Regions from separate parts of the Mus musculus genome. Here region 1 is linked to region 2. A link is a loop called in an ENCODE intact Hi-C map of the cell type or tissue named here. Cell type or tissue: left cerebral cortex. All regions are shown on one strand.

The links. Peaks named below come from ENCODE experiments on the same cell type or tissue, not always from the same donor. Only the 100,000 strongest peaks of a DNase experiment are listed, where the experiment ranks them.
Region 1: it touches region 2 in a loop (2.2-fold over the local background); 3 of 42 quality-filtered maps call a loop at or near these places.

Annotation. Positions count from the first base shown.
Region 1 is chr4:104,654,436-104,656,935 of GRCm38, reverse strand. The region is part of intron 7 of Dab1 (disabled 1); the gene reads right to left. Among named protein-coding and RNA genes, the nearest start is that of C8b, 110 kb to the left of the region's middle. In left cerebral cortex, no CTCF peak of the experiment used is centred here; DNase peaks (open chromatin) are centred at 40 and 1,033; H3K27ac peaks cover 1,274 bases.
Region 2 is chr4:104,724,765-104,727,264 of GRCm38, reverse strand. The region is part of intron 14 of Dab1 (disabled 1); the gene reads right to left. Among named protein-coding and RNA genes, the nearest start is that of C8b, 40 kb to the left of the region's middle. In left cerebral cortex, a CTCF peak has its summit at 1,391 (motif pointing left); a DNase peak (open chromatin) is centred at 1,402.

The DNA of each region.
Region 1 (2,500 bases), 70 kb after region 2:
CGTCAACCTCTTTGCTTAAAAGCTTATTTGTTCATCTTTCCTGCTTGTTCTCAGAATGCTGCTCTCAGAGATGCCTAAAATAAAAACACTCAAGTCCAATAATAGATACCTCTTCTGGAAGAGATATATTTAAACTCCCCGCTGCAAGCAAGGGAACGTGAAGAAAAATTAAATCCAGCAAGAGAAAAGTTGGGTATCCTGGCAACGTCTGACATAGAAATGAAGCCTCTTTCTGCCCCATATTCTCTCATCTGGAAAGTTTCCCCTCAGACCAGGGCTCCACACCAGAGCCCACAGTTGCTGATAAACTTGTCTCCACAGGTTGTCTTTCACAAGCCACTTTCCCATCTTCAAATCCATGTCTCTCTGCTCAGTAAATCTCTGGTATGTAACCTTTTTTTTTTTTTTTTTTTTTTTAGTGACTTTGTAATTTTCAGTAATCTCTGAAATGAATTTGCTGGTTTGTCTTTATTTACCATCTGTTTGTCTTGTGCACCGCTCTGTCCACAGCACATGGCAGATATTAGCTGGTTACTATTTGCTCAGTCAGCGAAAGTGTCATTCGTCCACTAAGGCACAGCTCAAAGGGCCCCAAACCTGGATCAGTGTCCCTTTCTCTGGTTCCCATTTCCCTCCTCTATCTGACTCTTTTATCACACACTGTAGTGTGGTTTTCTTATGTGTCCAGCTAGGTCTGGGTCCCTCGAAAGCAGAGGCAGTGGGGCCTTTTTCAACAACCAGACTGATGAAAAGGTGTTAGAAAAATGTTGAATGTGAATAGATAAAGAGACGGATGAAAGAAAATAAACAATTCTTTCCCACTATGTAAATTAAGTCCAAGGACACTGCTAACAGCCTGTAGGCTGCAGCTTTATATATTCTGATAGGTGAGGCTGACTATTAACTGGCAGTGGCTTGTTCACTTAAGCTCCTTCTAAGCCTGAGTTGGCAAGGCTCTCATGCAACTCAACCCAAGTTGAGTGTCACTGGCTACTTTCCACTCCCGACAGCCTTACAGTTGTCCAGACAAAAGGAGAAGGGGCTAGGCTGTGACTGATGCTTGTGTGCTCTGACCAGTACCATGGCAGTCACATGTATGGCCATGTGACTCTTAAATGCAAGGGCTGGAAACACAGAAGAGATGTAGCTGCAAAGTAAGAAGCAAGGTCTCTCGAATACTTGGAAACCAGGGGATAGCTGAGGGCTGGACTGCCCCTAGTACTTCTGTGCTGTCCAGATGACCGAAATACCACTTACCTCATGCATTAATCCATCACTCTCTGGCTAATATTTATTTATCAAAACACGGCAGCTGACCACCAATTGAATGTATGTGTGTGCACACACGTATGCATTTGTGTATGTGTTTGTGTGTATACATATGTGTATATTGTGCTCTTAGATATGATGTCATTGTTACTATAGATCTAAATTAAGGTGGAAAGAAAATTCCCAAGAGTGTGTATGTGTGTGCATATATGTGTGTGTGTGTGTGTATACACATACACACACACATATACATACACACACATATATACACATACAATACATATATAGTACATATATTTTATATACATAGAAACATACAATATATATATATATATGAATTAAAGCTAAGCACAGCTTTCTTTCTTTTAAGTAAATCCATGTACTGAATACTCATTGCCACCATCTTATACTCTCTAGTTGTAGAATATCAACTCTGTACCACACAATGATGCAAGAATGTTATTTTAATTTGACATAAGTAGAAAGTGAGACTGACTCAAAGGAATTGTTGTTTTTATGATCACAATTCACAATAGTTCAACTTGACTTTAAACTTAGCACTCTGTGAAAAGAGTTGCCGGAGTGCTCCCCCTCCCAGTCCCCACATCCACGGAGCTGGAATTTATTGTTGTATCTGTAGGACAAAGACGGTGAACTGTGGGTTTGACTCTCGATGTTCTTTGGGCTGCCACATCTTGTAAGAGTATCTTACAAGAAATGGGGTGTGTGTGTATGTGTGTGTGTGTGTGTGTGTAAAACAATCTGTATTATACAAAATTCTCTTGTTTATCCTGAGTAAATCATATCTTGTGCTTGGGTAAAAGATGTGAAAAGAAAACTAGAATATCAGAAGAAAGAGATGAAAGTTTCACAAACTGTGAAACAATACCAGAACCAATTGGAACACAGAAGACCAAGTTAAAAACCAAAGACAAAACACAGAGGCTGTCTAGACTTACACACCAAATGCACCAAATCTTACTTGCTTTGGGGTCTTATCATTCAAAGGAAAGGAGGAAGAGAAAAAGGAAGGAGGACAAAGAGGAGGAGACGTAGGTAGATAAACAAGGTGGGTTGATTGGTTCTAACTCCACCCTATAGACAGTTAATATGGTAAGATTACCTTTATGCTAAACTATTCAACATTTTTAAAATCTGCATCATTTATTCATATGTGTGTATGTGTATGCATGTGTGCATCTTGTGTGCATATGTGTACATGTGTATGCAT
Region 2 (2,500 bases):
TTTTTCATCAGGCAGGCAGGGTGCAAAGTAAAACTCTGACTGTTAGAACTTCAGAGGCATAGATGAAAGGCCAGATGGCTGCTTCCTCGATGTGTCATCTGGGAGTGCCCCTTAGGATCTGCCATGCTCCAGGCTCTTATCTATAAAATGGGCATACATTATCTCCTTATTTCTGTAGGATGATCTGAAGATTAATATAATTCAGTATTCAAGGAAGGGACTATTGCACCCGACACAGAGTGAACGTTCAACAAACATTAGCTACTCCTGTAACATGGCCCAGATGAACGCTGAAAGGTACATGATAGCTTGCTTGTTGTGTAACTGACAACACCTTACTTTGGGGGTGGGAATACATTACTTCTGTAGGATTACTTTTTACAAGTTTACAAAATAAAAATTGGAGGTTATTAAGCCAATGAGGATACCTCATGCCATGTTTGGTATTACAAACACACCCAGGCAGGTTCTCATATTTATCACCATGGTAACTACTTGCCCAATTATTCTTTTTGGGTGATTGCAATAGGAAGGGAAATGCTGAGGGTCACACAGCTTGCATAAGGTAGGATCAGGATCCAAACTGAGCTGAGTCCATCTCTAGTCAGGATTCTCTTCCTCGTGTTCTGTGCAGCCATCCAGATGACCCACACCTATTTCAGGGTTTTCATGGCACTGCGTCTGGACTACTCTGGGTCCACTGGAATTCTTACATGCTTCCAGTGGTCCTCATGGTTCTCATGGGGACACATACATGGACACCTAAGCCTAAGAGACATGTGGCTGTTCAGTCGGGGCAGAAGGTAGAGAAGCTAGCTTTGCCCAAAGAAGCACTTCAAATGACTGCCAGAATAAAACTATAGGTGCAAAAACGGTGAGATCAGAATGAAACAGGAGAGGATTCAGGGTATGCTAGCAACACGAAAAAGGATGATTGACAGGTGCCGTAGCAATGATAACATCATGGTTCATGTCAGCGACTCTTCTGAGCCCACAGTGATCATATACGAGAGTACCTGGTTCTAGTCTCAATTCAACTGCCCCTCAACCGACTGAAGCTGGATCAAGTCAACATTCCAAGTCTAGTCATTTCTCCATTCCCTTGCCAAGCTGCCTCAGGAGGAAGCTTTAGACAGGGCACAAGGATTTGTTACTGGTGAATCCAGCCACTGTTAAAGGCTTTGAAACAATGAAACAGACATCATGGTAGAACTCTAAGTTTGTTTTTACTGGGGTACACTGTTCAAGCTCTTGATTTATTCACACTGTTCGGTAGCTCACCTACTAATGCAGTGCCTTGACCTCTAACACACTAAGTGACAACAGGGCCACTTGTTTCTCTTGTTCTTTGATTTGCTTTGACATTAACTAAATTATTCTCAGAGGGAATGCTGTCGCCCCCTAGGGGTGAAGAGAAAATTGGTGAGATGTTTTAGTTGTTATGGTAACTGCAGGGAAGTCTGGGCTCCTGGTTTTTAAGGGGCTACCAGCATTGACAGCAGATATCCAAAACTTGTGAGACCAATGCACAGCACAATGACCGATTCTGCCTCCTGATATAAGCCTAGACAGACCAAATGGCTAAGAAATTCAATTTCTCTGCACACAGAGTCAACACCTGTGGTTTCCCAGGAACGTGACAAGTGTGTACACTCAAGGAAGAACGTATGTCATTTGATTTGGAATGTGCGAAAGAGTTTTGGAAAAGGGTGGTCCCAGACAGAAACACTCATTAACAGTTAACACTCATTGTGGCTGGGGCTAGCCTGTATTTTCAGCTGCAGTTTTTCCTGGTAATTCTGCTCTCAGGTATAGTCATCTCATTACTTACTCATTATGTCCTGCAGTATGGTCATGCCCAAGTATTTCTTTATTGAAACACATGCTTTTATTATAAATCACTTCTCATTTCAATTCCATACTATCAGTGTAACATTATACTGATTAAAAATGGTGTAGGAAAATAATGGGTTCCTATAACACTGCAGATATTTGCTATTTTGAGGAGAAAAAAGGATCTAGGCTTCAACTGTGGGTCTTTCAATGTCCTTAGTGACTCTAATGCCCATTTTAATGAGTGAGCAGAAACCTTCAGTTTTGGCCCAGTCATGCCTCACCCTCCTTCCCACCATTCTTCTAAAACAGAAATATACCTATTCTTTGATGATGGGGTTATAACCTATAGTAGAGATACTGTAGGCGATAACCTACTGCACAGCTAGCTAAGCAGCCCAGTAGACTGTGGAGTGAACTTTCCCTCTGATTGCATGGGTGTCTGGGAGCCACAGCTCTCTGTGGCTGCCCAGCAATAGAGAGAGCATTGTACCCCATATTGTTATGTTGGGGGAAAGATCAACACTAACAGTGTGGTTTCTACAGAATGCATATTGCCATCACATAATCACAAAGAAAAATCATTTTAAGGAGAAGCATCCTGAGCCATGAGTTAGGAGTCGGTGCGGCACTTCGAGGTCTTGAGCATAAGGCTCAGCGACATGGC